Linked DNA regions of Homo sapiens: region 1 is linked to region 2. The links are chromatin contacts, found by Hi-C or POLR2A ChIA-PET in ENCODE. All regions are on one chromosome and are shown on one strand. The core of a region is the stretch at or near the end of the contact, and the rest is flanking DNA. Distances in the headings are between cores, read along the strand shown. Region 1 holds the start of CCDC22 (CCC complex scaffolding subunit CCDC22). Region 2 holds the start of WDR45 (WD repeat domain 45).

What was found. Hi-C counts contacts between places; a loop is a spot of excess contacts on that map. ChIA-PET counts read pairs that join two places held with the same protein, here RNA polymerase II (POLR2A). Pooled maps may share reads with other maps.
Region 1: a pooled map shows a loop between it and region 2 (4-fold over the local background). The contact joins the promoter of CCDC22 here to the promoter of WDR45 in region 2. A Hi-C loop is called at or near these places in 4 of 50 pooled maps. POLR2A ChIA-PET finds 5 or more read pairs at or near these places in 2 of 52 experiments (WTC11 and activated B cell).

Annotation. Positions count from the first base shown.
Region 1 is chrX:49,233,282-49,236,733 of GRCh38, forward strand. CCDC22 (CCC complex scaffolding subunit CCDC22) reads left to right here and starts at 2,189. Exons shown (of 17, transcript NM_014008.5): 1 at 2,189-2,405. The coding sequence starts at 2,356. It overlaps CACNA1F (calcium voltage-gated channel subunit alpha1 F), which reads right to left and starts at 59. Exons shown (of 48, transcript NM_001256789.3): 1 at 4-59. The coding sequence starts at 28. It also overlaps the pseudogene HSPB1P2.
Region 2 is chrX:49,078,510-49,081,642 of GRCh38, forward strand. It overlaps WDR45 (WD repeat domain 45), which reads right to left and starts at 1,378. Exons shown (of 11, transcript NM_001029896.2): 1 at 1,242-1,378. RefSeq lists enhancers at 1,329-1,829, 1,541-1,835 and silencers at 1,541-1,835, 2,078-2,147.

The sequences.
Region 1 (3,452 bases), core at 939-3,438, 160 kb after region 2:
CACCTTTCCCGCCTTCAGATTCCGACATCTTTCTTTCGAGATTGAAGGGCCATCTGCACACAACCCCCCTCTCTTCCCCCAGCTTTGGAGGGATTAAGGCCGCAGGGCGGGGCAATAACAGTGTTGTATGGGAGGGTGGCGGTGGGGGTGCAAATGGGACGTTTGTGGGCCAGAGCCTGGCAACAGATGAAATATTTACCAAATATATACCTGCAGCAAACAGTCAAACTAAAATAAGAAAAACGATGTCATTTTCCAGTAGTATATGGAATTCGAAGTATGTAGGAAAAACCTAATATATGTGCAATATCTCTATGGAAAAAAGATCAAATATTATCAATTATTATTATTTTTAGAGACAGGGTCTTGCTCTGTCACCCAGGCTGGAGTGCAGTGGCGTGATCATAGCTCACAGTAGCGTTGAATTCCTGTGCTCAAGTGATCCTCTGACCTCAGCCTCTGTAGCTGGGACTGCAGGTGTGCACTACCATGCCCAACTATTTTTTTTTTAAATTTTGGGTTGCTTCGAACTTTATTTGAGAACAACAGAAGATAAACCTATCAAAAGAACACACAGGTGGGTGCGGGGGCACGGCTAGTGGCGGCGGCCGGGGTGGGCATCCGGGCTAAGGCTTTTACTTGGCTGCAGACTGGTCGGATTTCGCAGCTCCTAGGCCCCCAAGCTGGGCCCGTGACTCCAAGGTGATCTCGTTGGACTGCGTGGCTAGCTTGGGCATGGGGGCCTCCACGGTCAGTGTGCCCTCAGGGGACAGGGAGGAGGAGACCTTGGTGGGGTCCACACCGGGGGGCAGCGTGTATTTCCGGGTGAAGCATCGGGAGATGTAGCCATGCTCGTCCTGCCGCTCCTCGTGCTTGCTGGTGATCTCCACCATGCCATCCTTGGTCTTGACCGTCAGCTCGTCGGAGGCGAAGTAGTTGATGTCCAGGGATACGCGCCAGCGGTCCGCTGTGGGCCGATTCTCCGAGACCCCGCCGCTGAGCTGCCGGCTGAGCGCGTAGCTGTAGGCGGGCGCGGCCACCGCGGGGCTCTCGACCGCGGCGGGGGCAGGGGACGCACGTAGCGGGGCCAGCAGCTGGTGCCCAACCACTGCGACCAGCCCGAAGGCCTGGTCAAAGAGGCGACTGTGCGGGTACCAGTCGCGGAAGGGGTCCCAGCTGGGGTCCCGCAGGAGCGAGAAGGGGACGCGGCGCTCGGTCATGCTGGCTGGCTCTGCTGGGGACGTCTGCTTGGACAAGTGTCAATTTTTTTTTTTTTTTTAAGAGATGGTGTATTGCTGTATTGCCCATGCCGGTCTCAAACTCCTGACCTCAAGCGATCCTCCCGCCTTGGCCTCCAAAACTGCTGGGATTGCAGGTGCGCGTCGGCTGTTCAAGAAATGGTTACATAGATTTCTTTTGCTTTATTTATTTATTTAGAGACGGAGTCTCGCTCTGTTGCCCAGGCTGGAGTGTAATGGCGCAATCTCAGCTCACTGCCACCTTCGCTTCCCCAGTTCAAGTGATTCTCCTGCCTAAGCCTCCCGAGTAGCTGGGACTACAGGCATGTGCCACCATGCCTGGCTAATTTTTCTCATTTTAGTAGAGAGGGGGTTTCACCATGTTGGCCAGGCTGGTCTCGAACTCCTGACCTCAGGTGATCCACCCGACTCGGCCTCCCAAAGTGCTGGGATTACAGGCGTGAGCCACTGCACCCAGCCGGTTACATAGATATTTGCTGTGTAATTATTCTTTGGAGTGTACAAATGTGTATCATATTAAAGCATTTATTGAATGCATGGACACTAGTAACTATAACTTACATAGTGCTTTCTTATCTTATGTGTCAGGCACATAGTACAACGTGCTTTATATAAATTAATTCTGTTTTAATCCTAAAAAGCAGGTACTGTCAATAGTCCCATTTTACAGATGAGGAGACTAAGACACAGGGAAGTAGTCGCTTTGTGTTAAAATTCTGCCCTTAATGTGTACACTTTTATAGCCTAGAAGATGAATGCCGCCTTAAACGAATGAGTCAGGAAGCCCCTTTCTGTCCGGCCCCTCCACTCCCCACCACACGGGTTGTTCCTTTTTCCCTTGGAAGAGCCCACTGGACTGCAGGTGGAAGAACTACAGTTCCCAGCAGCTATTGCAAGCTCAACCTCCGTGCACACTCACCCCAGGCCTCACATCCGGCATGCGCCGTGCTCGCTCACAGAACTACACTTTCCAACTCTCCCCACACGACCCGTGACACTCTGTGGACCGCGAGCACGGAGCAGGGTTTCTACAGCTGCTCCCCACTTTCTCGGACCCGGTCCTGGACCCAGCCCCCGACTCCGACACGGCTCCACCATGGAGGAGGCGGACCGAATCCTCATCCATTCGCTGCGCCAGGCCGGCACGTAAGGACAGAGCCCCCGCCCACCCCCGAAGCCCACATCCGGGACTCTAAAGCCCAGGACCCCGTTTCCCGGGAACCTTAAAACCCGGGATCCTGACATTCAGGGCTCCAACTCCAGGATCCTAAGACCCTCACCCCCTTACACACACACACACACACACACACACACACACACACACGCACACACACACCGCCCTCCCTGACACCGACATCAGAGGCCTCCCAAATCCTTTAACCATGATATTTGGTACACCCAAAGCTCTGGGACCCAGACACCTTGAGACGTTACAACCTTGAAACCTCAAGACCCGGAACCCTGTAATCTGGGGAATCTTAACATCAGTTCCCTGAGACCCTGTTATCTGGAGACCCTAAGACACCTGTGCCCTAAGAACCAGGGAGCGTAAAACCCCAGGACCCTGGCACTCGGGGACTCCAAAAAATCCCTGGACCAGATACTTGGGATCCTTCAAACTCCAGTTCCCCAAACACCTGGGGCTTAAAAAAACCCAGGATTCTTTTTTTTTTTTTTCCTTTTCCGAGATGGAGTCTCGCTCTGTCGCCTAGGCTGGAGTGCAGTGGGGTGATCTCAGCTCACTGCAGCCTCCGCCTCCCAGGTTCAAGTGATTCTCCTGCCTCAGCCTCCCAAGTAGCTGGTATTACAGCCGTGCGCCACCTTGCCCGGCTAATTTTTGTATTTTTAGCAGAGACAGGGTTTCACCATGTTGGTCAGGCTGGTCTCCAACTCCTGACCTCAAGTGATCTGCCCGCCTCCGCCTCCCAAAGTGCTGGGATTACAGGTGTGAGCCACCACGCCCAGCCAAAAAAACCCAGAATTCTAAAATCTGACATCAGCATTTGGTCACCCTGACGCACGAAGACTCCTCCGTTCAGAGGCCCTAAAAACCCAGGATGCCAACATCTAGGGAGTCTGATTTTTGTATTGCTTGAAACTAGGTGGTCTTGATATTCAGGGATCTTGATACCCAGGGACCCTGACATTTGGAACTTCTGAAAACAGCAGCCTCCTAAAATCTAGTCTTCTCAA
Region 2 (3,133 bases), core at 128-2,627:
AGACTCCGTCTCGGGGGGAAGAAAAAGATAAAAACAGAGAGTCCCAGGGTCTCTGCTCTAAGCTCCCAAGATCCCAAACAACATGGCCAGGAACCCTCCTTCTTTCAGGTTTGGCAAGCTCCAGGCCCACACTGACGTGGACCCCACACCTCCTCTTTACATGCTGGCCCTCACTGACTTGTCAGGAAGTAATGTGATAGGGGGTGCCCCCGTGATATCTCCTCCCCACCGCCAGCCAATCTTGATCCCAATGCCAGACATGGCCTGGAACCACTCCCAACCCATTTCTCATCTTCAAACCTGACCTAGCACCGGACTCTCTCAATAAATAGACAAAAGTGGGCTAGGAGATGCACTTCTTGTACCTCCCTGACTTGGCCCTGGGACTGCTATGCTTGGTCTGCCATCCCCAGGAACTCCTCTGCTCATACCCTTCTAACTGTACCCCAACCTATTTGACCACCCCAGAGTCCTCTCACACCTTTCCCCCTCAACCGGCTTCCCCAAACTCCTTCAGGATGCCTACCTTGGGATGACCCCTTCTCATGCCTTGGTAACTACCCTTCAGGGCCAGCCTAGACATTCCCTTAGATTGGCTTATGCCCTGGGGACTCTACCCTAGGATTCCCCCTAGCACTCTAAATTTTCCACCCCTGGGACATCTCCTTCCTTGTGTTCTGCTGTCCTTGACTACAACATAACCTGGCCTGGACCCAACCCCAGGAACCCCCCCCATCCTCCTAAGATTCCCCCTCTAGACCCCTATCCAAGACCCCGCCCCAGGGCACCCTTGCCTTCTAAGACCCTTGCCCAAAACAAACCACCCAAAACTCCTACCTAGGAGAACCTCAACCCCTAAGATGCCTGCGCAGTCCCCTACTAAGATTACTGCCATAGAGCCCCCAACTTCCCTTCAAATCCTCAACTCCCCAATAACTCTGGCCAGACATACTCCCTCCCCCATCCTCCAAGAGTCCAAATCTCCTTCCTTTCTTTCAGTTACACCCTCCACTGGAATGCCTCATGCTCTTTCTTTGGACAGCTCTGCCTTAGAGTTATTCTCTGGACAGCTCCAACTTTCAACACCCCTTTTTTGCACCTCCATTCCAAGACTCTGTCCGGGATGCCTCGCCCCTCTCCCAAGACCAGCCGCATGCTCCTTCCAACGCCAGCACCCACTCAAGACCTCTGCCTTAGACCCCTACTCGAAAGACTTCCAGCCTCCCCCAGACCCAACCAACCCTGGGATCGTGCTCCAGCTTCCTGCCGCCTTCACCGGCCTGACCTCCGCGTGTCCCTGACCCGGGCCCCAGCTGTCGGTGCCGCCCGCGGCCCGGTTTTCTGACCTCCCGGGCCTTGGAGCCCGGCTCGGGTGTTTACATCAGGCCCTACTTCCGGGGGAGGGAGCCTGTCGCAGGAAATGACTCACCCCAGCTGGAAAAAGGCGGCCACCGCCTTCCTCGCCTAGTTCCCGGGTCTTCGGAGCATCGCGAGTGACAGTGGGGTTCTCCGGGGAGGGCGCGGGGAGCGGAGGAAGGTTGGCTGGGGGACCGGAGGCGAAGGGGGTTCCTCAAGGCCGAGACTGTCTGAGGGAACCCGGAAGGGTGGGGAGAGAGAGCGTGCCTTGCCCCCAGCAAAGCGAAACCGGCCAAGCCCTCAGCCCCTTGGTCACCCACAATGGGGGAGTAAACCTTCCCTGCTAACAAGACGCGGACCTCCGCGGCGGCCGAGAGTAGCCGCCCCGGTTCGCAACACACAGTCCTCCCAGGCTTCCAGAGGGGCGGCGCTGGGGGTTACAGGCGGGGGCGGACCTGGAGACCTTGAAAGTGGAGAAACCTCCTTGGCTCCGGGAAGCCAAGGAACAGATTTCGCTTTCTTTCTCCCCACCCTGTCCCCCCAACCCCGCCAGCTCTGAGTTTTGTCTTTTGTGTTTTGTTTAGTTTTGTTTTCTGAGACAGAGTCTCGCTCTGTCTCCCAGGCTGGAGTGCAGTGGCGCGATCTCGGCTCACTGCAACCTCCGCCTCCCGGGTTCAAACGGTTATCCTGCCTCAGCCTCCGGAGTAGCTGGGACTGCAGGCGTGCGCCACCACGCCCATCTAATTTTTGTATTTTTAGTAGAGACGGGGTTTCACCATGTTGGTCAGGCTGGTCTCGAACTCTTGACCTCAGGTTATCCACCCACCTCGGCCTCCCAAAGTGCTGGGATTACAGGCTTAAGCTACCACGCCCGGCCTCTGCTTTTATTTTTACAAAATACAAAATAGCTTTTTGATAGTAAAAGGTATGAATGCTTTGGGTTAAAAAAAAAAAAAAAAAGAGGTCCTACCTATGATAAAGCTTTTAAAAAAAGGCCCCAAATTATATGCATACTGGAAGGAATTTTTTTTTTTTTTTTTTTTTTTGATTAACAGAGTTTGGCTCTTTTTGCCCAGGCTGGAGTGCAATTAGCGCGATCTTGGCTCACCACAACCTCCGCCTCCCGGGTTCAAGGGATTCTTCTGCCTCAGCCTCCCCAGCCTCCCAAGTAGCTGGGATTACAGGCATGTGCCACCACGCCCAGCTAATTTTGTATTTTTAGTAGAGACCGGGTTTCTCCCTGTTGATCAGTCTGGTCTTGAACTCCTGACCTCAGGTGATCCGCCTGCCTCGGCCCCCCAAAGTGTTGGGATTACAGGCGTGAGCCACTGCGCCCGGCTGGAAGGATTTTTAATTAAACTTTACATTAAGAAATAATAAATAGGCTGGGCGCGGTGGCTCACGCCTGTAATCCCAGCACTTTGGGAGGCCGAAGCAGGCAGATCATGAGGTCAGGAGTTCGAGATCAGCCTGGCCAGCATGGTGAAACCCCCTCTCTACTAAAAATACAAAAAGTTAGCCAGGCATGGTGGTGCGTGCCTGTAGTCCCAGCTACTCGGGAGGCTGAGGCAGGAGAATCACTTGAAGCCAGGAGGAGGAGGTTGCAGTGAGCAGAGATCGCACCACTGCACTCCAGCCTGGGTAATAGAGTGAGACTCTGTCTCGAAAAAAAAAAAAAAAGCCGGGCGTGGTGACACGCGCCTGTAATCCTAGCTACTGGGGAGGCTGAGGCAGGAGAACCACTTAAACCTAGGAGGCGGAGGTTGCAGCAAGCCCA